Regions from separate parts of the Mus musculus genome. Here region 1 is linked to region 2. Evidence: chromatin loops called from intact Hi-C (ENCODE). Cell type or tissue: left cerebral cortex. All regions are shown on one strand. Each heading gives the region's core, and the rest is flanking DNA. Links, peaks and the distances in the headings are about the cores only.

Region 1 (16,391 bases), core at 7,106-12,105, 130 kb after region 2:
GTAGATAAAGTGGTGAAAGAAAACTAAAAGTAGTAGAAGAAAGAAATAGACAAAAAGAAAATGTAGATTAATTATTTAGTTATAGGTTTCAGTTCTTCGACTTCAGTATAGTTTCGGGGCAAAGGTTGGTTTGATAGAGAATATAGGTGAAGGTATGTGATGAGGAATGTAAAAGAATGCTGTTATTGCTTCAAATGGATATTAAGTTGGATGCTTACAGTGCTCTATTTCATTCAGGCTTTGCCAGGTCCTAGTAATCCATGTGGAATGTGATCTGTAACCTTGTGGAATTTAAGGGAACCATGATTACATACGCATAGTAAAAATGACAATGGGTCCTGAGAAGTAGTGAACAGATTGAGAGAGTAGGCATGAGAATCTCATTAAAAAGATAAGGCACCTAAATCTTAAAACGTGATCGGTGCGGTGTGTGGACAAAGGGAGCATTTTCAAGAGCAGGAAATTGAGTTAATACCTTGAAGTGGGAAGGAGCTCGGGTTGTGTATGAACTACAGAGCCTGTGTGGTTGAAGCCTGGGAAGTCTTGCTGATATCAGAAGTCTGGTGGAGATCTTCCAGGGCTATTTGACTTAAGTACAGCGAGTAACTGGGGCAGGATAAATATATAATTGACTAGAGTATTTTGTAGTGTTTGTAAAGAAGGGCTTTGGAATATCCAGTTTCATAACTGTATCTTGGCTTTCTTTTACCATCATGCTGTGCGCTTTCCTTTCTACCTCTGGCCTGATGGGGTGGGGGGAGTCTGAATTGAGGGTCTTTTTGTTTGTTTTGTTTTTAATAGCCCTAGCTTACTTGGAAGTCACTATATAGAATAGGCTAATTTGAGTTTTTAGCAATCCTCCTGCCTCTCCTCAAGAGCAGAGGCTGTAGACATGTATTACCATGACTTTTAAAAGTTGTTTTTTGGTAGAGATTTTTGAGAAATGGGGTCTATTTTTAGGGGATGACTTTTTTTTTCTCACTAGGAAAAAAAGAGCTTTGGTTCATTTTTTGTTGGGTTTCTTGAGACAAGGTTTTTTTGTATGGCTCTGGCTGCACAACAGAGCTAGTTTTAGACCCACAGAGATCCACCTGTAGCGTACACCTACAGTTTTGCCTTTTATGAAGACTTTTGTCTCAGTCAGTGTTCTGTTGCTGTGAAGAGGCACTATACAACTCTTAGAAAAACATTTTCTTGGAGCTGGCTTACAGTTCAGTGGTTTAGTCCCTTGTCACCATGGCAAGAAGCGTGGTGGCAGGTAGGCAAATGACTTGCTGGAGAGTAGCTGAATTCCACGGGCAGCCGGAATGGAGAGACACTGAGTGTGGCTTGAGCTTCTGAAACCTCAAAGTTCACTCTCACTTCCTCCAAAAAGACTGCACCTACTCTGACAAGGCCAGGTGTCCTAATCCTTTAAAATAATGCCTCTCCTTAAGAGCCTAAGGAGGCCATTTTCATTCACATCACAACAGCGGCCCTTCCTTTGAATACTTTGGATCTTTCCTAAATAACTTGGTGAGTTTATTAAATGCATGCCCTATTTTTGGGCTGCATTCTTAATTCTTGTCCTATGTCTGTCTGCTTTAGTACACACTTTCCTTACATGTACTGAATCTAGAAAGTGGGGACATTCAAAAACCACATAGTTTGTGTTAAGCCACCAGTATAAATAAGGTTTTTTATTTATTTTTTAAAAATGACAGGGTCTCGGTATGTAGGCCTGTCTCTTAGCTACAGTTTTTGTTGCTGTAAAAGACACTGATCATGGCAACTCTATGTGTAAAGGAAAACTTTTAATTGGGGCTGGCTTTTATAGTTTCAGAGGTTTTATAGTCTTCAGAGGAAGAGCTGAGAGTTCTGTATCTTAATCTGAAGGCAGCAAAAGCTACTGTGAGCCACACTGGGCATAGTTTGAGTATGAGACCTCAACGCCCACCCCCTACAAGTGTGTACAGTGTTGTAAGATACTTGATCACACTGTGAACCCTGAGATTGTATTTACTGGAAAAACCTGTTTTTAGTTGTGTGGCTCAGCCTTAGCACATACCTTTAGTCAAAGCACTTGCTGCTTGAATATTGTAAACAGGATTAAACAAAGTCAACCATAGGTCAAGAGGCAGAGCAAGTGACAGGAAGTGAGCATAGGATCATTAAGAAACGTAGAGGACAAGAGGAGTCAGGAGGACAGAAATGCACAGGAAGGAGAAGGAGGGACATTGAGTTTGAAGGAATTTGTTTGACATGGCGTGAGAGAGAGGGCATTCTGGTGGGACTTGGGCTAAGGAGGAAGGTTAGTCAGCTGGGTGCTTTCTCTGCCTCTCTGAGCTAGCAATTTTCCACCCCAGCACCTGGCTCCCAAGACTTCATTGGTAAAATCAAATAAATGATTGTGATTTTGTTTTGTGTGTTTTGCTTTTTTTTTTTTTTTTTAAACCAACAACAGTACACACTTCCTCCAATAAGGTCATATGAACTCTAACAAGGCCACACTCCCCAATAGTTGCAGTCCTGTGGGCCAACCATTCCAGCTCATTGGTAGCTAGCTGTTTCTGTTCAGCCAGCACACCCTTGGTAGCCTGGAGCTTGCTATGTGTAAACCAAGCTAACCTTGAACACAGCTGCCTGTTGCTGCCTTCTGAGGTGTTTTACTTTTTGATTTCTCTGAGTTTACTGCATTAGGCTGTAGGCATTTCATTTAGGTTGAATCAGATTGTACTGCTGTTATTTCACTTAACGCTATAGCATAGACAGGATTGCCTATATAAAGACTGAATAGTGTTCCATTGCATGTGTAAGCCATGTTCTATTTGTGTCCTCATCTAAGGATAGACTTTTGGGTTGCTTCTACTTCTTAGCTATTATGAATAGTGTAATTAAGGATAGTTAAGATCTCTTGGGAGACTCTACTGCCAGTTGTTTTGGATGTGCAGTTATGTGCCGCAAGTGTCAGTCAATTGAACACATACATATAAGTGAGGATACTCTAGGATTGGTACCATGGTGTGTAAGTTGTCTCACTAAGTACATTCTGATGCTCACACAGGAGAATCTTCTGAGTATTCATTTCTCAGAATATGTCCGGTCTGTTAAGTATATGTTTTGCCCTCAAAGCGGGATTATTGGAACATTATGTTTCTATTTTTGTCAAAGGACATCCATTCTATTTACTGTGTTATATTAAATTTCATAATTTTTAAAGTGAGACTGAAGAAAGATAGCTCAATAAGCAGAAATGCTTGTACAAAGAAAGACCAGAGCTTTAATGCTCAGCACCCCCCTGAGGTAGTTGGATTTGGCTGCAGATGGCTATAATCCCAGCACTGAGGGGCAGAAATGACAGCTCCTGGATACTCTGTGGTCTGCCAACTTAACAGTGAGAGATCTTTTCAAGGCAAGGCAGAGAATGATAAAGACACTTGAAGTCATTCTGTGGACATACATACATGCATGCACCCCCCCTTCCAATTGCAGTTGAATACTTATTCCAGGATTATAAGTGCAAGTTGTGAATATAAATTCAAAACCTCTCTTTATGCATTTTCTTTCTCACTCTCTGCTAGATTGGAAAGATGAGATATGTCAGTGTTCGGGACTTCAAAGGAAAAATTCTAATTGATATTAGAGAATATTGGATGGATTCAGAAGGTGAAATGAAACCAGGAAGAAAAGGTGAGGTTTTATTTCTTCAGTTTGATGTTAATACTGATTGAATGCTTGCCTTAAAATGTTACAGGGAATACAGGTTAAGGATTGGCCTTACTTGGTTGATCCTCTTATAAGCAGTTTGTAATGAAACCTAGGAAAACAGCATCTATTGTCACGTTGAATTGATCACTAACTTTAACTTCATTTTTATCAGTTCCTAGGCAGATTAGGCATTACTTTGGAAACTGTAAAATGAGAAGTAGCAAACTCCTGGGTTTAGTGTTTGCTTTGGATTCAGCTCTAGCAAGATGTTCTCTAATACAGAGTCCTTAAAGGTCTCTATCCCCTTAGTATTGGTGCTTTGCCCAGTTCAAGCCTCTTAGCATGTAGAAACAGTTTATTCTGTTACAAAGTAACTAGAAACCATTTGCACCAACTTATGTTTAGTTTTCTTGTGACAAAATAGGAGATAAAAGCAACTTAAGGGAAGAAGGGTTTATTCGACCCAGCCAGAAGGCAGCTGCTCACGTGGGGCCCAGTCAGGATGTGGAGAGAAGAGTGTCCTGGGGCTGGGCTTGGTGTCACTGAGGCCTTAGGCGGGTGGGGCCACCCACATTCAGGGCAGGTCTTCTTTCATCAGTTTAATCTGTCCACAGATACTTGTGGACACTCACAGAGGTGTGTTCATAATGGTTCTAACTAAATCCATTGAGTTGATGGTCAAGATGAACTGTTAACTTGTGCTCCAGGGAGCGTAGACAAAGGCGCGCACATAGTAGAGGAGGGACTGGTTGGGAAGAGGCAGGCGATGGGCAGGAGTGGGAAATGGGGCATAGCAAGGGAGTGGAGGGTGAGATACATTATATACATGCAGGAAAATGTCAGGTGAAACTGTTGTACATGGTCATGTTAAAAAACTTTGAAAAAGATTAACACTACACTACCTAAATTTATGTAGTTCTATGGGTTGATTTAGTTGAGGAAATGCTTTCTTGGGCCAGTAAGGTATGGTGCCTCAGCAGGTGAAGGCACTTGGTGCCAAGCCGTATGATCCAGGACCCATGAGGTAAAGGAGAGAATGGATACTACCTATACTGTGGAAAACTCTGTGGCACAGGGGGGCCCATACATGTATGCATGTGTGCACCCATTCAGTGAATAAATGTGTATTCTTTTTTAATAAAAGGAAAAAAATGTGTTCTTCTAGTACTAGTCTGCCCACTGTTAAAGGTGACACTTCTTTGATGCAGTTTTCAAGTGTGTCTTAGAAGCTTCCTTTTTTATCTTTACTGATTATTTCTGTCTGAGATTTCATTCAGGATTTTCCACAGTGGCTAATCCTTGATTTCATTCTTGCATATGTTTCCTAAGGAACTGACTTAGCCTCACAGGCTTCCTTCCTGCTGCTGCCTATTACATTCTCATGGTCCCTCAGCAGTTTTCTGAAAAATACATTGTTTGCGTGTATGGGATGTTGGATTGAGGTTTCATTGTACCTGATTTAAATATTATAACCACCCTTTGATGTGGAAGTCATATTTACTGATTAAGAAACTGAGTCTAGGAAAGGCAGCTAGGGATGGTGAAGCTGAGTGTCACTCTTGATAGCACGATTCCAGAGTGCACCCATACCCATCTGAATTGTGCACTCTGCCATGCCCCTTTTGAGTCACTCTAAGGAGTTTCCCAAAGTGAAATGGATGCTGATGGAAGAACTCAGCACAGAGCTAAACACATTGAAATTTGGTGGAAATATGGAACAAATGTTGGAAGAGACAGGATATAAAACTGCCAATGTCTGGATATAAATTTGCCAATGCCAAATCTGGTTCTCTATATGTTTGTGACAATCTTCGGATTGTTACTGTACTTATTGGTCAAAATAGGCATTATGTAGGTGCACTGTTGGAAGTTAAACTGGATATAAAATTGAACCTATGACTAAAAAATTTAAGATTTTAATATCAATATAGATCGCTCATAAAAACTTCAATATTCTGGTTGCCATTCAAAAGGCAGCTGGTGTAATAGAGCGTGTATGTGGCGTGCCTGAGATCTGGGTTTTGTTCTCAACACTAAAAATCCACATAAGTGAAATGACAGTTTTGATTCAAATATTTGTATATATCAAAATCCCCCAAAAGGCTTGATTTTCACCTTGTATTTCTTAAACCTTGTTTAGGTATTTCTTTAAACATGGAACAATGGAGCCAGCTGAAGGAACAGATCTCTGATATAGATGACGCAGTAAGAAAGCTGTAAAATCTGAGCCATATCAAACCTGTACTGTTGTAGTTGTCTTTTTACATTGGCTTTTGTTTTCTAAATGTTGTTTTCCAAGCTGTTGTATATTTGGATTGCAGAACAATTTGTAAGACAAATACTTTTTTTTAATGTGCATTATTAAAATGTTCTAAGTGAAGCTAATTGTCAAGTTTATTAAAGAGGATTGCTTTGTGCCCCCTACCTAGTGTGTAAAATAAAGTCAGATCATTACAATCTTAACTGTGGTACCCTTTTTTGATCAAAAAAACCTAGTTACTGTTTAAGGCCAAAAGAACAACTAGGCACACTGTTGAGTCAGCTTACATTCAGAAGGATTTGTATTACATTGAGTTTCTTAGATTGCTTTGTGAAATGTATACTCAGCCTTTTTCTTTCCAACCAGATTTACTGCGTTTTCCTCTCCAGGACTTCTCCCTACCACAATAACTTATCTTTTCTTCAGTTCTCTTAGTGCTCAAGTTTAAATCACTCTTTACTCAGATAGATTACGCTTATTTAGAAAGTCAAACTGTCAGTTTTGTTGCCTCCTAAGTCTACTGTGCTAATTACTAGTATCTGTTTGGCAACATGACTTATATGAGAACTCCAAGCAAGTGTATGTCATTATTCATAGTGCTCTGTGTAGATGTTGCTTAGTTTACAGAACATAGTGACTTTGATGTCTGATGAGCTGTCACTCAGTAAACATTTGTGCTAGGGTGATGGTTATAAAGTCAGATATTAAACTAGATTAGACTTGTAAAAAGTGTGAAACTTACTGGCCTACTGTTATATTCTAATAATGTGTGGATTCTATGTAGTCAGATGTGGCACTGAGCTCAACTGTGGTAGGTTCTGTGGGCAGTTTTAGAGTTGACTGTTCTACAGTTAATCTGGACAAGTGACTTCCAGACTTGATGTTAACTAGGTTTGATAGACATTTCCATTGGTTTTCATTTCAATTGTGATGATTAAGCAAGCAGACAGGCACATGTTTTAGGGACATTGCTCCAATGAAAAGGGCATAGTGTTCTGAGGGAAAATGTTTGCAAAGGAAAGTCACCACACTGAAGGGAGCTAGCCTGTGATGAGAAAGGAACTTTCTTGAAACTAAATGTTGTGCACATGATATGTTGGTGATAACATTAAGATGGGTCTTCGTAGAATAATAGCTAACAAGGACAATTTATAGATGTGAAAAAATGCTGCCACTAAGGGCTGCCATATCAGAATTGCACTGTCATACTGAGTCCCACCGTCTAAGCATTTTATAGAACTGTTAAGGATTAAATTTAAAAAACAGTCTGCCAGGCCTCATGTGGTTAACTGTCCTCCCCACAGATACTCTTTAGGTAACTTTTTAGTGTGTTACTCCAAATTGATACATATATATCAAAGGGTTTAAGATATATACCATAGCTCATTCTTGAGGGATGATCCTCTTATAATGTGTTGCATTTCATTGATTTTATAAAGTATTCCTTATTTGTCATGTAAAGAAAGGATAGTTAGAACATAAGACTGGTTTGGTGCAGATGAGGGGAGAATAACAGGTAAATTCCTGAGGCCATGTGTTATATGTACATTTCAGCTGTCCGATTGCAGAGATCTGCCGTCTGCTACCTAGGCATTGCTAGCTGCTTAGCATAAAATTCCATGTGGAAAGCTTTCTCGGGCATAATTTGTTAGGTTGATAGCTAAATACATTCACTAATGTTATACCAGAGTTGTTGTTATTTTTCTTTGTGTGTTGAAAAGGAAAATTGAGTTAAAAGAAGAGGAAGGACTTTTCAGATGGAAAAGAAAGGGTACAGTCCTTCTATTTTGCGTTCAGATGCCTTTCTCCTCAGTGTCTTAGTTTCTTTTCTGTTGCTGTGGTGAAGTGCCCTGACAGAAGCAGCCAAGGGAGAAAGGGTTTATCCTGACTCACAGTTCCATGTTCCAGTCCGTTGTCGCATTGTCACAGTGGCAGGAACTCCAGACATCTGGCCACATGGCTCCATAGCCAGGAAGCTGAGAGCTGTGATTGCATGCTCAGTTCCTTTTTGTCTCATTAACCTGAGCCCAGGAGCTGGAGTTGGCCACAGCAGGCAAGATGATTCTCCAGACATCATGCCTAGAGGCCTATCTTTTGGGTAGTTCTAGATTCTGTTGAACTAATAACCATCATAGTAAGTTTTCTCCCAGGAAGAAGGCTTGACATTTTAAGGCATAATATCTTATTTTGTAACACTAAAATAATTAGATCTGCTGCCAGGTTTTGCCCTTTAATATGCTCCATAGTAAGGCTTCCAAATGGGTTTTCCTCTTAGGGTAAAAAGCCTTTGGCCAATTTCCACAATCACTGAAAAAGAAAAACTCAGATTTTCTTTTGTTTGCTTCACAAATGCCTAAAATCTTGAGAAATACTACCTCCTTACCTAGTCAAGACGCTGTGATAACCAGTCTGTGCTGCGTAGTGTTGGAGTCAGCAGCGTGGGGAAAACCGTGGGGAAAGAGCATCCTGGTCTGGCTGCAAAGGGAGGAAGGGATTGAACAGTTATGTAAGCGTTCCTGACAGGAACGCTAGCACAGAGCTTGCCATAGAGCCTGTGAACGTCTTCAGAACCGTTGAGTTATATTTAGGTATCTTTTCTGAATTTCTTTGTGGTTCACTTTTTATAGAAATTAATGTAGTGAAACACTAAAGATTTTTTTCTTAAGAAAGGTATTTTTTTCCAGATAAACTATAATGTAAACATGCATCTAGTGAGAAGTATGTGACTCTGTAATTGTGGAATGACTGTATGCTTTGTTTAGTACATCTTCCGTGGAGGTGTCAATGAACCTATTATTCCACCTGTGAATATTTTAAATGTTGAATAAAAACAAGAAACACACCCTTTGTGTTATCCCATGTTCACACACCTGAAGATGGAGTGAGTTCACACACCTTTATCTGCTGTAAGTAATGTTTCTCTGGATGTTCTAGAATCTGTACTAGCTTTCAAGTGTTAAATCTGAAGACTTCGGGGACTTGGTGTGGGATTAATGGGAGCCAAATGGGAAAATATATGCAAATGCCAAGGAGTGCACAGCATCAAGTTTTTATCCTGCAAGTGCTGTGCAGTCTGATGCTGTGGTGTGTGTCTTAGTCACTGTTGTCACCATGACCAAGTCAACTTGTATAAAAGCTTCAGCCCATCATGTTCATGGCAGGGACCATGGTAGCACTCAGGCAGACATGGTGCTGGAGAAGTAGCTGAGAGTTCTACATCCAGATGTTTAGGCAGCTGGAGAAAAGATACTGGGCCTTAGTTGGGCTTTTGAAACCTCTAAGCCCAGTCCTAGTTACACACTTCATCCAACAAGGCCACACCTACTCTATCAAGAACACACCATCTAGTCCTCAAGTAGTGCCACTGCCAGGTGACTAAGCATTCAAATGTGTGAGCCAGGCTCATCCAAATCACCACAGTGCACTTGTATTTTCATTTATAAAATCCCTTTCATCTTGTCAAGTTGTATTACGCAGCTATGTAGAGAGCTTGTTCACATTTTTATTTATGAACTTCAATAAGGAGAAATAAACTTAGGACGTTTATGCGACTTTTAGCGTTAGATTTTAATAAAACGTGGACTTAAATGTCCTGTTAGAAGGGAAAACCAAAGTAGTACTTGAGCTTCCTGCAGTCTAGATGAAGTTAATAGGATAACAGATTTTACATACGTGCAGTATGTTGCATGTGCTTGCTTACTGCACAGTGGTCTGTTGCTGACCATTTAAGACAGGCCTCTGCCCTCCTGCCTTACGTACAGTCTTCAGAGTCCATAGTCTCTAGAATTGAACTCATTTTAGCGTTGGACTAATAGTGACCTGACCCTGTTTGTTCCTATGTTTTATTGCAGGCTTCTTAAGAGTTTGTTGCAGGCTAGAGTTCAGTTTATTATCTTCTAACAGAGAATTGAGAAGTATAGAAAAAGTCTGAAATGAGAGCAGAGTTTTATTGGCAAGCAGTATAAACTGAGAGGGGTCCCAGAGCTGGAAGACCCCCTAATGAGAGCTAGGCTTTTCCTTGGTTCCAAGTACCCACTTGTGGTGACCCCCTTCTCTCTCCTCTGTTGGCCCTATGGTGTTCATGTGTCCTTTCTGGCATGGGGCTGCGTTTCACAGCTGCAACAGGGCACATGCCCAGACTACTGCTAGTTAGTTGGGGTCCTTGAGCCCACTTCATGGTGTAGTGGGGAGGGAGAAATTAACGCAGGTGAAGAGGGAAGTGGGTTGCCCTCTCCCCTGGGCCCGGGGCTCCTGGATCACTACTGTAATTAGATGATGACATATACCACTTCCTTTCTCTGATTCTGACTGCACTTTGCCTCTGAATCTCAGGTGGATACAATAATATTCCTTGTTTGAGAAAAACTGGATCAAGTAGTTCTACCATCAAAACCTAGAACACATCTGAAATTGTGTGTTCTAGAAAATGCTAGGACGTTATAGTTTTAACTGTCCTGTTGATGGGTTTAGCTTCCGGCCTAGTTTTGTTTAGTTTCCTATTGCTGTGATATAATACCCTGGCAGAAACAAGGGAACAAAGGCTTTGTATTTGTTCGGCTTAGAGGTTCAGAGTGAGCATCATGATGGGGAAGACGTGTGGCAGCAGGTAGGGAAGGCACAGGGACAGGAGTAGCAATCTGGCTGGTCACAGTGCATCGAAGGTCAAGAAGCAGAGCAAGGACAGCAAGTGGGCCACACTAAGAGGACGGCACTCAGTGGGGACATTGGGGGCAGTTGAGGGAGTTGTGGGAGGGATAGCACTAAGGATGTTTGAGAAAGCCATTTGGAAATCATGCTTTCTAAATTTACAAATACATCTATATATACAAGAGTTTAGCTGGAGCTACCCTACGTAGGTTGCCTAGTATGGGATGCCTCTCCTTGAGTTGTTGGTCAGGTGACCCTCCCACCCACCACCACAAAAAAAAAAAAAAAAAAAAAAAGGCTGTTGCTCATGTTTGCCCATCAGAACCTGGTAAGACCCCGCTGCTGAAGACATCATATTTGGTAGCAGGACGTGGGGAAATCTCTGGCCAGCTTTCATAGTACCAGAAGGTGCAATGTAGGCTGTAGGGGGTAGGGGGCGTGAGTCAACAGTTTTACTTGAACTGTGAATTCTGGGAGCTACAGTAGTGACCATTGTGCCAAGATAATGGCTATGGGTGCAGCAGTTACATGTTACAGGAGTCACCATGGGTGCAGCAGTGACATGTTAAAGGAGTCATGACTTTCTGGTTGGAGTTAAGGCCCAGTGCCTAGGAGGAAATGTTAATCTGGCCAAGAACTAATGGCTAAGAGGTTCCAAGTCCCCACTGCTGCGAACCATAGTGGATGTACTACTGCTGTTCTGCTAAAGGGTCATAGTAGCAACGTGTCCTTTAAATTTGCAGCTCTGTCTTCATGGGAGAAGTCTCTCTGTGCAGTAGACACTGGTTAATGCAGAAACTCATATCTGACCAATACAGACATTATCTAGGGAGCGCTCAGTCGTAGATAGGACACCCATGTATAACACCCCTTTCCACCGGCTTGACTCCTCTAAATAATCCTGTCAGCACAAACTGGACTAGGTAGGTTATAAAAGAAATGAAGTTAGGATGGGGGTAGATTTGGGAGGAGTTGGGGGTGGGATGGCTATGATAAATGTTATGTGCAGGTATGAAATATATATACTAAAAGTGAAAGCCAAACCTTAAAGCCTTCTCCTGTGACAGATTCCAGCAAGGAGCTACCTCCAAAAGGTTACATAACCTCCCCAAAGAGTGACACCAGCTGGGGACCAAATGTTCAAACACACGAGCCTATGGGAGAAATTTCATGTCCAAAACACAACAGCTTTATTTTCTAAAAATGCACATTGGTATAAGAATGGTAAGAGAACACTTAAATACTCCCTCCCTCAGACACCCGTTCAAGACAGTCATGTTCCCAATGTCTTCTAGGGAAAGCTTTCAATCTAGGATTGGGGATCATTTAATTATGCCTTTTGATTTATTCTGGGAATTCTTTTTTCTCGATTTTCACAACTGTCATTTCTGAGATTTCCTAAGTGAGGTTCACTGGAGCTGACGACTCGTGGGGGGAAAGTGGAAGCTGTCAAATGCGGGAGAAAGTCTGTAGTTGGAAAAGTAGGTTGTCAATTAGGTGGCCCGTGTAGGCTGTAGAGGCGTGCAGGGCATGGGTGGGCATCCGAGAGGAGAAAGAGTTTACCTGCCTTCTTTTATCAAACACTTAGGTTGAGTCGGCTGGTTTCACGTTCCTCTCCTTGTGGGTTGTCCTGGCGTGACTTTTGAAATGCCACCCTAGACCATCAGCACGTTTTTATGCCTCAGGTTTGAAAGTGTCTTCTGGGGTTCAAGTTTGAATATGAATCCACTAAAAATACTCTCAGAAGTCCCAAGGCTTTCTTCAGAGACGTTAGTAACAGGATTTTTGTTATCTAGGCATCCATACCCACATTCATGTAACCTGGGAACTCTGCTGCTTTTGAAGATGAGAAATGGCTTCTTGCTCATTCTACAGCCATTAGTTATTAGGCAGAGGAGGCTCTTAGAAACTCTTGATAATTCAGCACAATTGAGTCCTCATGGTGGTCCCTGAAATAGAAGCCGCTTTCATCCGAAAAGCATCTCAGAAAGGTTGATGGTGTACACATTAGAGATGAATCCGAATTGCATCCAAGACTGGGTTTGCTAACTTATATTTATGTGCTTACTTTTTTGGGTCAGGGTCTCACTGTGTAGCCCTCGCTGGCCCAGAACTCACTACATACACCAGATGGAATTAACAGACATCCACCCATTTCTGCCTCCAGAATGCCAGGATTAAAAGCATGCATCACCATGCCTGGTCCACAGCTTTTCCCCCCTGTCTTTTTAAAACTGTAGCAGTAATCAGGGATGTGTGGGAGGGCACAGCTTAAGATTGCTTAGGATTCCTTCCTCTAAGTGTTGAAAAGTTGAACTAGACAGGTTTGCCTGCTAACTTTGTAGAACTATCCCTTACTGTGAGCTGCCCTGTGGGGAGCCTGTTATATACACAGATGTGGGTTAGGAGTCCACATTTATTGAGAACAGGGCTAGAGAACCATGGGTAGCAGCTGTGGGGCATTTATTTCTCCACCCGATTTTCATTCTCTGAGAAACGAAAAAACAAAACAAAAAAACCAGACAACATTTTGTACAGGAAGAAGTCGAGGTCTCCAGAGAATCGCTGATGTGGTCCAAATAGCAAAAGTGGCAGGGGTGGGATTTGAACTCCCATCTTTTAACTCTAAACCTTGAGCCCCTATTTACTTATGTCCTTGTGTAGCAGGCACAGGAGGATGGCAGAATTTTTTGTTAATTGATGTAGCAATGGACTTTATTGAAGTAACCCTTGCCCTAGTTTTCACTGTTTAGAATAAAGAGCTAGGATTAGCACCTGACCCGGCGAATCTTGCTGGGTTTCTTACGTCCATCTCCCGTTTCCCCACTGCTGCAGAAACAACAGTTGTCCACACGTCCACCTCCAGCTAGCTCAGATGACCCCTTGCTGATCCATTAAACCAGTAGTCTTTAACCTGTGGGTCTCAACCCCTTTGGGAAGTTTGGTATCAGGTATTTTCAGTACAATTCGTAACAGTAGCAAAATTACAGATAGGAAGCAATGAAGTAATTTTTATAGTTGGGGGTCACCACAGCAGGAGGGACTGTGCTACAGGGTTGAAACACTAGGGAGGTTGAGAACCACTGCTTTAGGCTAAGCTAAGAAAACCGACGGTACTAGTAAGATTTCATCCTGGCCAGACCTCATGAAGGAGGGACAGGAGGAGCTGGGCTTGAGTCTAAGGGCTGTGGTGGCTTTTGTCTGGTCTTGGCTGATTGCCGGGCATCCTGTGTATTATGACTATAAAAGCTTAACCATTAGTGAAGATGATGCTGGCAAAAAGAAGAAAAGTGCTAAATTCCTGACCTCGCTCCCTCTGTCCACTTTTACACAAATGATCGTGAGTCGGTCCACCATTGGCTCTGGACTCAGAGGCTCTTTACGGTGGGTGAGCGTAGGATGCTTTCTGGAACCCTTTCAGATTCGCTCTTCATCTCTCCTATCTGGCCGGCTGCCCAGGATGAATGTGGTAACACACTTTCCCCCTTTCCAGCCGTGGCCAGTGTGGATCCCTGTGGGGAAATCAAAGGGAGAGACATGAGTTAGACATTTGTTTCTCCAGCCGGGCTCCCTGCTCACCCTGGCTCACTGTGAGTCTCAAAGAACTGTGACTTCTTCAGTTTCCAACTTAGCTCCTTTAGCCACCCTGTTCTTTTGGACCTAATACTTTCAGGGGGTACACATGTTTTAATGTTGCTTACTATTCTCCATGGTCTCTATGAAGTCCTCTCCATTAGTGAGGGTTCTCTAGAAAGGCAGAAGGAAGTAAGAAAAGGCTTACTAGGAAACCTGCCTCACAAAGTCAGAGGTTGATTTTTAAAAAAACAAATCAATCAACCAACCAACCAACCAACCAACCAACCAACCAACCAACCAACCAACCAACCAACCAGGAACTCACTATGTAATCCCAACTGGCCTTGAAACTTGTTACATAGATCAGGCTGGTCTTGAACTCACAGAGATCCGCCTGTTTCTGCCTTCAGAGTATTGGGATGAGCATCTGCCTGATCATTGAGCTTTAAGATCCTACTTAGGACCACAGACTGGAGAAGCAGAGAAGCAAGGCTAACAAGGTTGAAGGCCCTACGACCAGGGCTAAGGGTGAAGCTTTCTGGTCCAAGGCTGGAGGGCTAAGACCTAGAGTTGCCATGTCCAAGGGCAAAGGAAGATGGTGTTCAACTTCAGGAGGAGAAAGGGGAGCGACAGAGGAGAGCATTCATCCCCCACCTATGTTTTTGTTAAGCTGACTTACCCTTTTTCAGAAAGAGAACCTTCCTTCTCTTCTGGAAATGCTGCCGTATTTAACTAACCAACCAACCAGGATCTTTACGGTGGGTGAGCGTAGGATGCTTTCTGGAACCCTTTCAGATTCGCTCTTAACTAGCGTATTTAACTAGCGAAGTGAGTTAGTTACTCCTACTCTAGTCCAGTAGACACTGCAACCAGATAGCATGACCTCGGTAGACCTAGTAACTATGGTTAAGTAAGTGGGATTAAAATTTTAGACACTTCATTGGAATAAAGGTGTGTAAGGAAAGGAGAAAATAATCACATAGAAATAAGAGTTAGAAACATTTATGACATCTTTGAATTACTCTCCCAGTGGTTGTAGAGCAGCTGTGGACCGGGTCAGGGTTGGCTTGGCTGTCAGGGCAAACACTGGTTCAAGTGACGACTGTGGTTGGAAGGAAGATGGGAGCTTTTGGTCTGGGAACTTCAAACCTCCCACAGGAGCAATTGTCACGCCTCCCTTTTCCCCTTAGCAAGACATATCCCAGCAGCTGCCGTCCCTTCAGTACTGGGACCTAAGGTATTACTGTAGATAACGAAAGAAGGAATGCTAAGCTTTCTCCATTCTGTACTGAAGAACCTTGGGAGTTTTGTGAGCCTAATGCCTCTACTAAGGAAGTAACACCACAGATGGCCCCTCTGACTTTTAGTCCAGCAACATGGCTGCTCTGGCAAGGGATCACATCGAAAGACCTTCGAGGTCTGTGATCTGGCTGGACTACAGACATGCCCTTAGTACACACCTTTAATTCCAAAGAATGAAGGTAAGGTTGGTTTGTAGACGAAAACAGCCATGTTTGAAAGTGCTGTATAATTGAGGGGCAGACAAAGTGACAGGTCATAGAAGGATTTGACAGAATGCGTCAGAGATAGGATATACCCAGCTCATACAGGAACAGCATAGGAGAGGCTACTTAAGAGCAGAGAGAGAGAGAGAGAGAGGGGGAGAGAGAGAGAGAGAATATGTATGACAGTTTTAGAGTCAGATTACAGAGAGAACAAGGTAGACATAAGTGAAAAACAGAAGGAGCCAGAAGATTAGAACATTGCCAAAGTTGGTTTGAGGCCAAGCAGAGCAATTCAGGCAAAAGCCAAGAGAAGCTGGATGGAATCACTCAGCTTGGAAGATTAGATTGTACAGAGGCCGGAAGCTTCAATGCCGAGACTTAGGGATAGTTAGAACAGAGAAAGAAATGCTCCGGGCTCAGCCCAAGCCGTGCCTTCACACAGCTTGGGCACAGCTCTCATCTCATTCCTTGACCTGAGGAAATAAAAGTGACCATTACACTAGTGTTGTGTGTCTTTTTGAGACAGAGTCTCATGTGGCTCAGTCTGGTCTTGAACTTGGTACGTAGTAGAGGAGGACTTTAAACTTCTGACTTACACCTCCACTTCCAGGGTGCTGGGCTTATAGATGTGCATCATCACAGTAGTTTATGTGCCGCTCGGGCTTGGGGCTCTGTGCATGCGAGGCAAGCACTTTGTTAAGACAGGCAAACCCTGA
Region 2 (16,391 bases), core at 7,362-12,361:
ACGGAACAATGAAGTCTCTAGGCTAGCTAAGCAGCCAGCTGCTTCCATAAGCCTCACCACTAGTAAGCTATTTGCATTAAATGGGAGGAGAAGAGTCGGGTGGCAATTGTTGATTTCTGTTAAGGGCTGGCTTTCTGTTTGGCTGCTTGTCTTGAGAGGATAGAGTTACAGTGTTGATAACTTACACTGAACTGAAGTAGAAACTGGCTTCTTGGTGGTGATGGTCCTTCGGGGTGTGACAGGCTAGCCTATAGTAAGTACTTTAGCTTGCCCTCACCTTGTTTAGGAAAGATGTTTGGAGCAGACTGAAAGAAAAAAAAAAGATCTGGGTCTTGGGGGAGCTAGCAGGGGGATATTCTGATTAATGTTATTTAACTTTTTGGAGCCTCTTAAGATAGGAATAACAGCATCTTCTTCATATGGGCCATTGAGATGGCTCAGCAGGTGAAAGTGCTTGCTATCAAGCCAAATGGCCCAGGCAGGTACAATATGTCCCCTGACCTTCCCTCTCGTGTCCACACATATACACAGGCATACACTAAATACAGAAGAAGAAGTATTCTTCAGAGTGCTGTGGTAAGAGTCAGATGGGACTGATTTAAAGCAGCATCTAAACTTCTTATTAAAAACAAACCAAAACCAAAACTGGGACCCCGAGGGATGGCTTAGCAGGATTCAGGTGCTTGCTGTGCAAACATGGAGGCTCAAGTTTGACCGCTGAAACTCATGGAAAGATGGAAGGAGCGAACTGACTCTACAAGGTTTCCTCTAACCTCTACCTATGTCCATGGCATACACACAAGTATATCTCTGTCTGTCCGTCTACTTATCTGCTTGTGTAATACACACCCACACCAAACAAACAAGGCTGGATGTTCTTTTTAAAACCAACCTTCTAGTAAGTAAATACTCCATGCAGAATATCCACCTACAATCCAAGAACTTCATTATGGCTTCAAGCTTGAGGAGTATGTCACAGAATACCCAGCCAGGCCACACAGCAGCATACAATCCCCTGGGCTAAGAACAGAAAACAAACTTTTCCTGGAGCTGAGGATGTAACTGAGTTGGTAGAGCGCTCGCTTGCCTAAGCTGGCATTCACTCAGGAAGCTCTGGCTTTAAGCCCCATCATCACATAAACTGAGCACAATTGATGACCCCTGTAATCTCAGCCCTGGAAAGATAGGAGCAGGAGGTCAGACGTTCAAGGCCATCCTTAGCTAAACAGGAAGTCTGAGCCTGACCCAAGATACATGAGATCCTGCTTCCAAACAAAATAGCACCAGCAACAAATAAGCAACTGATGGAGATCGAGAGAGCCTCAGTCCATGGCGTGCAAGCATGCCGACCAGAGTGCTGAGCCTCAGCACCCCATGGCCTGCACCTGCAGCCTCAGCTCTGCGGGGACAAGGGCAGAAGTGGGACGCTACAGGAAGATCCCTGGGGTTCTCTGCCTAGCCAGTCCAATCAGAAGGGCTCAGTTCAGCTGCAGTTGAAAATAAAAAAGCCTCAAAATCTGAGGGGGAGAGCAAAGATCATCCGACATCCACCTCTGGCTTCTATGTGCAACCACACACATGCACATATGTATACAGGCCCTCACAAGCTCACACACTGGAGGTACATAGGTAAACACACAAAGACGTGCTTGACTGGAGTCAGCGACCTATGCTACATAGGTAAGCCTGTGCTCCTCATCCTCCTCAGGACAAAGCTGACTTCTAAGTTTCAAGACTTTACATGATCTGGCCTTCCTGCCTATTCACCGTCTATAACGCCGTATTCTCATCATGTCAACAACCCTGACCTCCTGTTTACATGTCCCCTCTGCCCACACAGGGCATCTTACAATCTCCTTGCCTAGAATTCTTGCTTCTCTTTGCCTTAGGTAGTGGAGGACTAAACTCAATGCAGTCTGCCCTCCGCATCCCGCCATGATGTCCCCTCTGTGACCTCTTCGGTTGATCAGATTGTGACTGTGCTCCCAGAGCACAGTGCGATTTTGCCCAGTTGCCTCGTCACAGCTACAACTTTATTGTGTGGTGGTTCGGTGGGTGGGGAGTTCTCCCACCAAACTATGATCTTTCTGAGCGCAGAGTGCCAATATCGAATGCCTAGTGACAAGTCACCAGAAAGCACTTGAAGAGTGATCAAGCAAGAGGATGCACAGCTTAATCATGCTTTGATGAGTCAGAATGCAGTGCTGGAGTCCCACAGTATTTGGGGTTATAATTATGAACCTCAACTAGCATCCGAAGACAAATTAGAGAATGTTAATTGGCAGTTCTGTTAGCCACAAGGTGGAGCTCATCTGAGAAAGCCTGTCTTCAACTGCACCTTTGAGGCCTGGTTTCCTGAGAGACCTTGTGGAATACAGATAAACCAGGCAGAAAGCAGGTCACATTAGCTACTATGTATCAAGAAGAATAAATAGCAAGAGCTAGTTGGTTTTTATAGTCAGTTTGACACAAACCTACACATATTTGGGAAGAGGGAATCTTAGTTGTCAGAACGACTCCAGAAGATTCTCTTGTAGGCGTGTCCGTGGGCTCTGTCTTGATAAATGATTGGTGTGGGGGAGGCCCAACTCACTGGAGGTGGTAGTGCCATTTCGAGGATGGTGATCCTTGGTGCTAAGCAGTGCTCCCGCATGGTTTCCATTTCTGCCTCCAGGTTTCTGCCTTGAGTTCCTGCCCTCAGTTACATTAGTGATAGAATGTGATCTAAGAATTGTAAGATCAAATCAACCTCCACCCCCCCCCCCCCACGCTACTTTGGGTCATAGTGTTTATCACAGCGATAACTCTTAACTAGAGTGAAGAAGAGCAAGACTTGAGACCAGCCTGTGGTGAGTTTTAGACCAGTTTGCCCTGCAGAGTGAGACTGTCTCAACTTAGCCTCGCAAAAGAAAGGCTGTATTTCACATACTGTGAGAATCACTCTTTTAATGTATTTAACTCAATGACATTTAATACATTCTCTGAGGTATAGAACTCCCAGAGCTTGAAAATATTTTTCTCACTGTAGTAATGGAGTCTATGCCAATTAGCAATCATGTGTCTTCAGTTTCTCCCAACCCCTGATTGGGTATTTGTTTATTTTTCAAATTCTAGGGATTGAACCTAGAGCTTTGAATCCAAGTCTGTCTCCCCCATTTTTCTTTGCTCTGTGGCCCTGTCTAGGTTGCTATTTACAATGTAACCAAGACTGGCAACAATTCTGCCACCTCAGCCTCCTGTGAGGATTACCCAGCAGCTACACCTCAGGCCTGGCCATAGAAGTACTTTCTATCTCTATGGATTTGTGTATTTTGGACATATGAATAAACGTTAAGAACATCTATCTTTTTGGTCTAGTTCTCTTCACTTAGCATAGTATTTTGAAGCCCCATTGTCAAGTTTGGAGACAGTCTTGCTTTCTTCGTCTCAGTGTTGGGACTGTGGCTGTGGGCCATCACACTTGGTGCACAGGGATGGGAGTTCTTGCTATGACCTCTATTCATATTTCTGCTGACTCACACCTAGGAGGAGACTGTTGGTTTACCTTTTGAGACAGAGTTCCCTGATGCAGGCAGCCTAGATTGGCATCAAATGTACAATTCTCCCACCTCAGACTCAGGACTGTTGGAGTGATAAGAATGTACTACCATGCCCAGCATCTTTTCTTTAATATCTAAACTTTTCTTCCTCCCCCTGCCCCAGTTCTTCCCTAGTTCACACGTGTCTTGCCTAAGACTGCCTAAGCAGGCCACTGATCTTTTTGTAAGGGTCAGATCTCCTAAACCAATCTCTATGGAGATATAAGGAATCTACGATTTTTTTGAAATGGCACCATGTGAACAGTCCTGTATATTATAATACATCATCTCCAGTGGTTCTTTAAAAAAAAAAACCAGTAAGCTACGCAGAGGCAGAATTTAAATTTTATCGGCTTACGTACTGACTCCAGCAGGCCAATCCTTTATGATATATGGTGATCCCAAAACATGTAGGAGGAACCTCTCACTACATGTGATCTTGGTGGTAGGTCACCAGCTATGTTTGTTCTCCGCCTTAGTGCCTGTGGCTGTTTCTCCCTTATGAACTTCTAGAACATTCATCATTGTCTCCCTAGTTAGCCTCCCTCCCATTCTTTGCGTTTCCCAACTCATAAACTTGTTATTCCTAGCTGTGTATCTCTCTTCCTCTCAGGAAAGAACATAAGCCCCTCAGGGTCAGGAACTACATCTGACCGCTGAGTTTCCAATGTCTGCCACCATGCCTAGAATAAGTAGGCACTTAAATACTTGACAGCAACGTATTAAAGACATATGTAGTCAATACCTTTCACCACTACCACCCCCAGCTACCACCCATCGTGATAACAGGCGTATAAGGAAATACCAACCTAGTTTTGTCCTCCTGGTTCCCTTGACATTCTGACTCACCGTGTTCACTGCCAAATCTCAAATCCAAACACTAGTGTTATAAAGGGTTTCATTGTGTCGGTAATACATTCCTAAGAATTTGAAGAACTTGAAGAACTCCACACAGTCATGAGGAATAACTATTTAAAGGCATGGAGGGGCTGGCTGCAACTTGGTGGCACTACCGATTCCACGGATTCCAGCCCTAGCACTGCTAAAAATATATGAAGATATAAAAATAAATGCAGCTTGAAGAGTCTCAGCCACTGTGTTCTCACTTAGACACTGATAACCATATCAATAAGCAAATGCTAAAAGGCATATTGATTTGGAACGACACTCTAGAGCAATACTATCCAATAGGATTTTATTTCAATATGAAATCATTCTCTAACTGCTCAACATGGTAGCCATTACTGAGTACTTGAAATGCAACTGGTGTTACAGAAGCTATATAAATTTAAATGTAAAGACTTACCTGTGACTACTGCCTACTCTATGGGATAGTGTAGTAGTGGAATCTGATGATCCAAGTTCAAATCCCAGCTCTCCTACTAGCTGACAATGACCTTTGTGTGAAGAGTGTGTGTGTGTGTGTGTGTGTGTGTGTGTGTGTGTGTTTCTGGGGACTGGACCATTATGCATGCTAGGCAAATACTCCACCATTGAGCTTCATTTCAGTCTTGATAACATGAATTTGTCCTAATTCCTTAACATCCTTGTGGTTTCTCCTCACCAGGAGCCACCTTTTAACCGGTTAAGAAGGGCTGACTTGACAGCTCACAGGTGTTGATGCTTGCTGCCAAGTCTGATGGCCTGCGTTCTATCCCCAGGAGCCACATGGTGGAAAGAGAGCTGACTGAGGTTATCTTCTGGCCTCTACACATACATGCGTGTGCCATGTGCATGCGTGCGCACACACACAAATATGTGTGTGTATTTCTATCTATCTATCTATCTATCTATCTATGTATCTATCTATCTATCTATCTATGTATGTATGTATCTATCTATCTATCTATGTTAATGAAAGAGGCAAACATTTAAGAGATCATCTACAAGCATATCATCTAAGCAGTAATGTCTCTAGCTCATTCTCTGACTCTCTCTCTTTTTTTTAAAAAAGATTTATTTATTTTATTATGTGTAAGTACACTGTCGCTAAATTCAGACACCCCTGAAGAGGGCATCAGATTGCATTATGGATGATTGTGAGCCACCATGTGGTTGCTGAGACTTGAACTCAGGACCTCTGGAAAAGCAGGCAGTGCTCTTAACTGCTGAGCCATCTCTCCAGCCCTCATTCTCTGACTTTTATACTTCTGTCTTCCTCTCTTGGGATCTTTGAATCTGTTTGGATAATTCAGGATCACCTTAATCACATCTTCAGAGTTCTTTTGCTATGAACAATGGTGTGTATTAAGTCTGGGGTACCTCAGATACATGGGTCACGAGTATATTGACTTCCTGTGACCTTTCTGAAAGGTTTGTAATGTACCTGGACTTGCTTGTCATAACTTTCTCTTATCTTTTTTTTTTGCATTATTCAATTCCTTTTAATATTCCAATCCACAATTAAGTCTATTAACACAAATCTCTCTTATTCTAATTTTTTGATACATATGTATACTTTTACACAAATAGAATAACATCTTCCGGGGCTGGAAAGGTGGCTCAGTAGTTAAGAGCATTTGCTAGTCTTCCAGAGGACCTGAGTTCGGTTCATGTATGACTAAGCATATAGACACTTAAACACTATAGACAGCTATATGAATTATTAAAATTTTTAGCCTTATTTTACCTAGGACCTGGTCATCTGGCAAACCTATCAACTCACACTCATTTTCAAGTCTAGATCCGTGTGCAGACCATCCTTCCATAGGAAGCCAATGATAAGGCGCACTCCTGCAGACCTGCCTTTGATGCTGTGTTTCAGGTGCTTACTTTGGCAGCATATGTTCTAAAATTAGAACACCGTGTCTCCTCAGAATGCCCCTAAGCAGAGCAGCAGGGTGACAGTCATCAACACTAGCGGTTCATGCCTGTTTTCCACGTGACTGATCACTGACACAGGCCCTGATTTCCTTCTTTTTTTCCCTTTTCATAGGGAACCTGTGGGAAGCCACATATGTCATTACAAGGTGGCGCTGGCTACCGCTGGCCACCATGCATAAGTCTGGATAAACAACCAATGTGTACATATGCACTAAAGTTTTTCACCAAGTCACTTCCTGGCCCAGGCATGATAATGAGGCTCAGTAAGGTACTGAGAGAGAATCACCAATCAGATGAGAGACATGCAAATGAGGTATGATAATGAGGCTCAGTGAGGTACTGAGAGAGTAACCAATCAGATGAGGAACATACAAATGAGGTAGAATGCATAACCAATCTGGATGTGAGTCACACCTCTCCTAGGCCTATATAAGCAGCACCAGTTCTGGGCTCAGGGTCTTCTTGCCTATGCAGTAAATGCTCTCCCAATAAACGTGTTGCAGAAGACTCCTGTTGTGGCGTCTGCTTTGCTGGTGAGTCGGGCACTCACAGGAACCCTATGGGGTTGTACAAATAGCTACAAGAAGAGGGTGCAAGGGAAAAAGAACTGTTACCACAACATTCTGGAATTTTCTCTCTTTCCTCTCTCTTTCCCCTCTCCTCTCTTCCTTCCTTTTTCTTTCTTCTTTCTGTATTGAGGATTGAATCTAGAGCTTCCTATGGGCTTCTACCCCTGAGCTACATTCCCCTTCCTTTCTTATACTTTGAGACAGGGTCTACCCAAGTGCTCAACGTGGCCTTGGATACACTCTAGTGCAGGCAGCTCTTCCATTCGTAAGCCTGCTGCCTCAGGCTTCTGAATACCTGGGGGTACAGGTCTATGCCACCAGGCTCAGAGATTCTGCGTCATTTGCTTTTAATAGTCTCATTAGCGCCTAGTGAACTGACCCACCCTGATATGTACACATGTATGTGTGCATGTCTGCAGGAGATTCTGTTTTGGAATGCTGAACATGTTTAATTTGGTGGTTAGGAAATCAGATTGTCTTTGATTTGTGGTTGGCAGTTCTCATTGTCTGAGGGAACTTGATGTCTGCTGTGGTTTGGGTACTGTTTAAGTGTGCCTCCTAGTGGCTCGTGTGTTAGAAGCTTGATCCTCAGTGAGCGAGCAGTGCTGGGAGATAGAGCCTTTAAGAGGCGGGGCCTGGTGGAGATGCTTAGCTCTCTGTGTTGGAAGAGGTGGAGGTAGTTCTCTTAGGCCCTCTGAGTTTCAACTACACAAATTGTGTATTGTTCTCTGGCTCTGCCTTTGAGTTGTGACCTCTTCTTCAACCATGTGCTCCCCTCAATGTGGTACTGTCCACCCTCATCTGCCACAGCTTCTCACAATGTGACACTGCCCACTACCCACCAAGGCTCCCACAATGTCACACTGCCACCACTCACCACAAGATGACTGGTGCTTACTCTTGAATTTCTAAAAAATGAGCTACATTTTTTATTTCATCAATTTAACTGCCTCAGGTTTTTTGTTACAGTAATGAAGTAAGAATGAGTGCTGTAGGGTCTCATACTCGGTGGTTCAGTTTCTACCAGGACCCAGAAACTTCTCAGGAGTTGATTCTTCCCTGGATGAGTAGCTACTGACAGAGTTGACACAGTCTGAGTGTAAAACCTTAAAGGGTTTGTGCTTGATTTTGCTGCTGGTGCTCACTAGAGGACTGAATGTTCGTCTGCCACAGACATTGCTGTGCTCATAATGTCCAGTGACAAAGCTGCTGGAACTGGAACTTGGATCTGCCTCATTGCCTGTTCATGATGATACAGACCCAAACTGGCCTTTCTGGATGTAGAAGAGTGTAGCAGGAAGAGTGGGGCCAGTAGCCACAAAAGCATCTCCTGCAGGAGGACTTAGTTAAGGACTGCCTGAGAGACTGAGGATGGCTTACGCAGACAATGCTGGCCAGTCAGGAACTGCTGTTTAGAAGAGATGCTTTCCTGGGTGGAGGGGATTAAAGGAGCTTACAGCAGTGCTGGGGTGAGCTTGCTGCAGCAGCCTCACCTGCTCCTGGAATCTGTGTCATTGACTCTGTGCCACCTCACCCCCAACCCCCAAGGGCAGGCAGGGTTAGGCGGTGTGTAGCCTAGGGCCCAGGCAACAGGAGAGTATATCCCAACTTAACCTATGTTGGCTCAACACTCCTAAGATGTGTCCCAAGCACTGTGCTTTAAGGTAATGCGGGTTATGGGTACAGTGGATGTGAGTCTCTGTGAGGCAGCCTCGGTATAGAAGCTTTGTTGGGGCAGCTGCAGCCCAGGGAGTATAGAAAGGGTCAGACAGAGCTCTTCCTGTCCCATCCACGTGGACCCATTCTATGCTGGGTCCTTTTACACCTGTGTCCTAATTTCAAAACTTAACCAAAATCTGGTCTTTAATTGATGCTGAAACACTGCAGCCCTTAATTACGTTCTAGGTATGCCTCCCCTCCCCCACACCGTGACTTCACAGTTCTAGGTATGCCTCCCCTCCCCCACACCGTGACTTCACAGTTCTAGGTATGCCTCCCCTCCCCCACACCGTGACTTCACAGATGAGGGGCTTTAGTTAAAATGACCACTGAGGCTTTCTGGATGTCTGCTTTCTTAGTTGGCTAGTCACTGGGTTTTTAACGCCTTATCCTGCCCCTTCACTCCATTTTGTGCTCTCAGCCGCCCTAGTGCGAAAACCCGCGATGCAAATCCATGCCAGGTTCTTTCTCTTCATGGCCCTGGTCCAGAGCAGAATGAAGCTGTGGGTACCTCCCCCACACATGAGCAAGCTAATTCCACTCTTCGGCTTCTGCTTCCTGGAGCACATGGTATATTACACAGCACTAGTTAAGATCTTAGCAGAAAACAGATGGCATCTTCAGCTTGAGTAGTTTGATCCAACGTGCCAAGGAACAGAACAAGAACAGCCTAGAAGCCGAGGAAGAGCAGTGTGTGGAGGCGCAGAGGCTGGCCTGGGAGAAGGACCAATCCAGGCAGTAAGACCAGTGTGTCTGGGCTGTTCGGCTTAGCGATCCTTCCGTGGTGAGCCGTTCTTAGGCACACAGCTGCTTTCTGATTTTGCCTCCTAGACCCTTGCCTGTGTCATTTGTGTTATTTATCTGAGCTGTGGTTTCAGCAAAGGCCTAAGGATGCACTTTACCGCGAGGAAAACGTTCATCCACGCTGTGCCCCCTCAGCGCTGTGTCTCCGGGCGCTCCTTTGTTCGTGTGTCTGTAGAGTCATTCCAAATGCACCCTCACTACTGAGCTGGGCTCTTCACCAGGGTGCCTTGCGAAGCTATTCCTCTCTGTGAATCGAAGGCCCATTACAAATAAAAGCTGTGGTGTGTGGAAAAGCGATAATACCAAGTGACCACCATCACTGACGTTCTGTCAAAGGGCCAATGAGGGATTTTAGATTTTTCTTTGCTTGGTTTTGTTTTGTTTTGAGAAAGGGCGTCTCTGTGTAGCCCCTGGCTATCCTGAAACTAGCTCTGTAGACCAGGCTGACCTCAAACTCACAGAGATCCACCTGCCTCTGCCTCCTGAGTGCTAGGATTAAAGGCGTGCGCCACCAGTGCCCAGCAGTAGATACATTTTAGTTTTTAAAGTCACATTTTCTTTATTTCTTTTGCATACCTGTGTATGGACACACATGTGTTACAGTATATTTGTGATAGTGAGAGGACACATGCAAGGAGTTGGTTCTCACCCCAACCTGGAGATTGAACTCAAGTTGACAGACTTGGCAGCAAGTGCCTTTACCAGCTGAGCCATCTCACCAGGCTCTCGCTCTCTCTCTCTCTCTCTCTCTCTCTCTCTATATATATATATATATATATGCACGCACACATATATAATGTGTGTATATATATATACACATATATATATGTGTGTGTGTGTGTGAGTATGTACAGGTATATACGTATACATATATACACATATGCACATATATGTATATATATTATATATGTACATATTGTATATCATTATAATGTGTTGCCTCTTTATTGCTTAGAAACTTCCCTTTAAAATTACTATATTTATTGTGTGTGCATGTGTCACACACACATGGACTAGAGGAGAACTTGTGAGTCAGTTCTTTCCTTCTACCACGAGGGTCCTGGGAATCTAACTCTGGTCACTCTTACCTGCTGAGCCATCTTGTCAGCCTCAGCATCTCTATAAAGCAACAGCACATTTGTGCTCCTCAGGAACTGGAAAACATGTTCATGTCGGAGCATCTAAATCCTATGTTTCTCCAACTTCCTGATGCTAAGGACCACCTCTGGATTCCTCTATCCCAACAGATCCCCGAATTCCAGTGTAGTCTCACTAAACCAGCATTGCAGGTTGGATTTCGGATGGAAAGGATAGCTTGTGCAATAGGTTGCACAAGCTGTGTGTGTCTTCTCCCCTCCCTCATAAGCCTTACTGGCAAGGAAGCTGGGCACACTGTCCCCAAGACACACTGTCCTAACCCCAGTGCTATAACCTTACAGATCTTTTTTTCTTCCAAAACTCACAAGTTGGGAGCTTAATCCCTAATTCCACCCAATGAGAGTTGCTCAGAGCTGATGGATTGAAGCCACTGACATAATTCAGATGAAAAATGCCCCCCCCCCCCAAGACCCACAATTAAAGACATGGATGCTCATCCCAGTACTATTCGGATGCATTGGAAGCCCAAGAGGAGATGCTTAGCAGGGGCATTTTAGGTCATTGGGCATATGTCCTCAAAGGGGATTGTGGATCATTGTTTTCTTCCTTTGTCTCTCTTGCTTCCTGGCTTCCATGAGGTGTATATACAGCTTCCTCTGCCCTGTTCGAGTCACAATGGACTGCTTGTTGCAGTCTCAGAGTAATAGGGCCAACTGGACGTGGGCTAAAACTATGAAACCATAAGCCCAAACAAACCTTTCTTCTTTTTATGTTCATTCTTTCAGGTATTTTGTTACAGAAATAAAAAGGTGATTAATAGAGCTACTATAAAGAAGGCTTGCATAAGTGAGTTCTTTTTATTTTATTTTTCTTTCGCCATATGAGGACACACAGTTCTTCTTTGCCTTTTACCTTCTGTCACATAATGACAGTGAGGAGATATTTACTAGATGCTGGCCCCTTAACACTTATGGCCTCCAAAGCCATGGCCCAATACATTTCTACTCCCTGTGAACAGTCTACAAAACACAGAGTACAACAGAGAAACTGAATAACTGGCCAAAGAGTCCCATGCACATACTTCCCCAGGCACAGGCTGATTGTGAAGGAACCAGAGGTTGTTGAATCTGAGAGGCAAAAGAGACTGTACTTTTTCCATTACTTGATCCTGTGGTGGCTATAAAAAGTTTTCACTACATAATGAATTAATCTTTCCATTTAAAACTTAGTTCTGCTACACTGATTTGCATACATCTTTGAAATACAGTCATTTGTACCCTGGCTCTCCTCGTTCCCACCTACCTTGAGTCTGCTTTCTAGCTGTTAGACAGCCTCCTTGTTTCTCCTTCCTCTTCCCTCCCAGACTCCTCCTGCTCCAGTGGCCATAGCTGGGCTGGAGGCCAGAAGCCTCTGAACAATCCCTTCCTCTGCCTGGAGGAGTCTGGAGCAAGCCATTCATTTCACAAGATTGAGTGGGGAGACCTAGAACTGTCTCCTGGACGTGGCTGAGGGCCTCCATCGTCTGTCTTGTAAGATTTGCCAGAGGTGCCCACCCTGAGTGTATCCAAGTGCCCCCCTAAGCGGTGCCCACCCTGAGTGTATCCAACTGCTCCCCTAAGCGGTACTGGCCTCTGAATGCACTCAGAAGGGACATGAATGTTAGCTAGCATGGTCATGCTAGCATTTTGCTAGTTTTGTGTAGCAAAGTCTCACAGTCCTATAGATAACATTCCCTGTGATATGGGCTTAGAAGACAACATTGAAATATTGAAATACGAGAGTGTGTTGCAAGTAGACCTGCCAGGAGTCTGGGGGAGATGCCAGGAGTTCCATTTGCTTTGCAGAACCATTTCATGGAATCCATTAAGTTCAAGGGTGCATGTGGCCCAGACGCACTTCAGAAATACGTTTATATACCTACTAACGGATATACGCAAGAGAGTTCGCAGAAACAGCCATTCAAATGAGTCCCCAGTTGGACGCTACTCAAGCGTTTACTAACAGTCAAATGGTGAAATAGATTCTATCCATGCAGCTGGCGACTGGCACCAGGAGTGAAGGCTCTGCTGCCCCGTGGGTGACTCTCGTGGATGTAACCTTAACCTCCAAACAGGTACAGACTCTGCATTGTTGTTCGCATCAAGTTTGGAAGGTGAGCAGCACCGGCCTCTGCTGTAAGTTTAACTGGTTGGTGCACAGTGATTGAGAAAGGACTGATTGATATTAGAGTCCATTAAGGGCAAAGGTAACATAAAATTGTAATTTATAGATACATACTCCATAGAAAGTCCTTAAATTAATTCATGATTTACATATTCTTGAATGCACCGTTACTTTAACATAGGGGTTACTTAGTTAAAAAATAATTAATATTAGTTGCTCCACAGAACAGTGCTTCTCTTTCAACCTTAAATCTGCTTTGCTTCGATTTCTTTTTTATTTTTGTGTTTGTTTGTTTTTTTGTTTTGAGACAGAGGCTCATAGAGCCCAGGCTGGCTTTGACCTGACTATTCAGCCAAGGGTGACTTTGAACTCCTGATCCTTCGGCCTCTATAGCCCAAGTCCTGGGGTTACAGGCAGGCGTCACTGTGCTGTATGGTGGCGGGGACCAACCCCAGTGCTTCACGCATGCTGGAGCAGCATTTTACCACACGCCACATCCCACCCCTGTTTTTGTGGTTGAGACAGGGTTTCACGTAGTTTAGGCTGCCTTTGACCTTTCCCTAAAGCCAAGGATGGTTTGAACTCTTGCTTCTCCTGTCTCTGCTTCCAAGTCCTGGGACTACAGACATGACCCACTCAACTCAGCTCTATGCCTTTTGTTGTTGTTGTTATAGCAGATTTATTAAAATATCCTACTCTCTTCGGAATTATAGATAATTTCACATAGTGCATGTGTAACTGTATTAGATATATTAATTATACACAATGATGGGTTTCATCATGACATTGTCAAACATGTCTATAATGTATTTTTATTATACTCAGCCCTGTTACACTCTCTGTTCTGTCCACACATTCTCACCAACCCCTTTCTCACGTGTATAACTTTGAAGTTTTCCCTTTTTTTCTCTCTCTCTCTTCCTCCCTCCCTCCTCCCCTGCCTCCCCTTCCTCTTTCCTCAAGTCTCCCTCTGTAGGTCCAGTTGGTCCATTTGACCTGAACCCCTAGTGCTCCTGGTCCTCCTGCCCCCACCTCCCGGGACTGGCATTGCAGGTGTGTGCCACTGTGATCAGCTTTAGCTACTCAATCATCCATTTGTTTGTTTGTTTGCTGTGTGTGTGTGTGCGCGCGTGCATGCGCACGCAGACACGCATGTGCCATGGTGTGCGGGTGGAGGGTCAGGAAAGCTCTCTGGAGTTGGTTTTCTCCTCCTCCTGTGGGCTCTGGGGAATGATCTCAGGCCTGCTGAACAAGCACTTTCACCCACTGAGCCAATTGACTGGCTCCTAATTTTGCCTTTTTTTTAAGTGAAAATTTGGTCAGTACTTGGAAGACGGGCACAAATATTAGCAGTAGAGGCCACTTGGGCTACACAGCTAGAGCGTGTTATAATTGAGTGTCAATTGTCCTGTGCAGGCTCACGGGTTTGACCACCTGGTCTCCAGTGGTATGTTTGGGAGGTTGTGCCTGCTTGGGAGGTGGGGCCTAGCTTGAAGAAATGGATCGCTGTGGGAGGAGGTTTGAGGTTTACAGCTCAGCCCAGCTTCTTTGCCATTTGCTGTTCTGAGCTACAAGGAGTCTCAGCCCCCTGCTCCTGCAGACTTCACCTTGGAACTATCTGCCACTATATTCTCGCTATGATGGACAGGATGCCCTGACACCGTGAGCCCAAAGCAACCATTCTCCTTTGAGTTGCATCTTGTGAGACATTAACCATAGTTACAGGAAAAGCAATGACTTCACCTGCTTTCACAACAAACCTAAATAAATAAGAGTATAATTTTATAATTAAAAACCAATATGCTGCCTTAGTTGAAGAATAAAGCAAAGGCGAGAGGGCAAAGCTTCCTAGTACACTCATATGTCTTCTTGTATATTAGCGTTTGGGGGAACATTCTCGGGAAGACACTGTCCACACCAGAGCTTGTGCCTTTTGTAAGCTTCTCCAGGGATACAGCAGTTGCAAAGGCTCACTGAACTGGGCCAGGGACTGGCTAATTAGGACAGTGGTGATGCAATTTTCTGAAATGGTGAGATGGTCTGTAGAAACAGCAGATAGGAGGCAGCACAGCCATGTCCTGCCTCACGCAACATGACGTTTCCTTAGGGCCATGCTAAAACTGTCAAAAGCACTCAGTGTTTATATGTTACAGCCAACCGAGATTCTAGATGTGTTTGATTTCTTACAACACTTCAAGGTAGGGGTTGCTGTTAGTATTTTGGTGCTGGGGAGTGAATCTGGAGCTTCATGCAAGGTACTACTGTTGCCCCTGGGTTTTGTTGAGAAAACTGAATAGAGAAGTTAAGTGACATTCCAAATTAACATAATTAATAAGCTAAAGAGCTAGGGACTGAAGCCATTATCTGATTCTTTGCTAAGAAGTTTCTTTTTCTTCTCTTCTCTTCTCTTCTCTTCTCTTCTCTTCTCTTCTCTTTTCTTCTCTTCCTCTTTCTTCTCTCTCTCTCTCCCTCCCTCCCTCCCTCTCTCTCTCTCTCTCTCTCTCTCTCTCTCCCTCTCTTTCTTTCTTTCTTTCTTTCTTTCTTTCTTTCTTTCTTTCTTTCTTTCTTTCTTTCTTTCTTTCTTTCTTTCTTTCTTTTTGAGATAGGGTTTCTCTGTGTAGCCCTGGCTGTCCTGGAACTCACTCTGCGGACCAGGCTGGCCTCAAACTCAGAAATCCGCCTGCCTCTGCCTCTGCCTCTGCCTCCCAAATGCTGGGATTAAAGGCGTGTACCACCACTGACTGACATTTTTTTCTTTAAAAAAATTATTTATTTATGAGTACACTGTCGCTGTCCTCAGACACACCAGAAGAGGGCATTAGATTCCATTACAAATGGTTATCAGCCACCATGTGGTTGCTGGGAATTGAACTCAGGACCTCTGGAAGAACAGTCAGAGCTCTTAACCACTAAGCCATCTCTCCAGCCCTGCTAAGAAGTTTTACACAGGGCACAGAGAATGGTAACTCTTCCTTTACCTAAGTTCCCTTTGGCATCTAGATTACCTGGGACAGCTGTCATGGCTGTCTGTATCAGCAAGGGGGTGGAAGCTCTCTGCCTCTTACCCCAAAGCTCACCTTTTATATCAGTGAATTTTTAAAATTATATTTTTATGTATTTTGTAGGTGAGTATGTATGTTATTTTGAATGTAAATGCCCACTCATATGTTTGGATACTTGGTTACCAGCTAATGAAACTGTTTGGAAGGAATGGGGAGGTGTGATCTTGCAGGAGGAGGTGTTTCACTGTGGGTGGGCTTTGAGGTTTCAAAAGCCCATGCCAGGCCTAGTTTCCCTCTGTCTTTAGATAAGATGTAAGCTCTCAGCTACTGCTCCAGTACCATGCCTGCCTACCTGCCTGCCTGCCTGCCTGCCTGCCTGCCTGCCTGTCCTGCCTGCCTTCCCTGCCTGCCTGCCCTGCCTGCCCTGCCTGCCTGCCTGCCTGCCTGCCTGCCTGCCTGCCTGCCTGTCTGCTCTGCCTGCCCTGCCTGCCTGCCTGCCCTGCCTGCCCTGCCTGCCCTGCCTGCCTGCCTGCCCTGCCTGCCTTCCCTGCCTGCCTGCCCTGCCTGCCCTGCCCTGCCTGCCTGCCTGCCTGCCTGCCTGCCTGCCCTGCCTGCCCTGCCTGCCCTGCCTGCCC

The links. Hi-C counts contacts between places; a loop is a spot of excess contacts. Peaks named below come from ENCODE experiments on the same cell type or tissue, not always from the same donor. Only the 100,000 strongest peaks of a DNase experiment are listed, where the experiment ranks them.
Region 1: a loop joins it to region 2, with 6 times the contacts of the local background. A loop is called at or near these places in 14 of 42 quality-filtered maps.

The regions. Positions count from the first base shown.
Region 1 is chr15:11,973,734-11,990,124 of GRCm38, reverse strand. It overlaps Sub1 (SUB1 homolog, transcriptional regulator), which reads left to right. Exons shown (of 5, transcript NM_011294.3): 4 at 3,561-3,669; 5 at 5,828-8,786. The coding sequence ends at 5,907. Among named protein-coding and RNA genes, the nearest start is that of Sub1, 14 kb to the left of the region's middle. In left cerebral cortex, for the core only: no CTCF peak of the experiment used is centred there; DNase peaks (open chromatin) are centred at 10,653, 11,087, 11,304, 11,739 and 4 more places; H3K27ac peaks cover 2,526 bases.
Region 2 is chr15:12,099,521-12,115,911 of GRCm38, reverse strand. No RefSeq gene overlaps it. Among named protein-coding and RNA genes, the nearest start is that of Zfr, 10 kb to the left of the region's middle. In left cerebral cortex, for the core only: a CTCF peak has its summit at 7,559 (motif pointing left); DNase peaks (open chromatin) are centred at 7,422, 9,251 and 11,929; H3K27ac peaks cover 1,330 bases.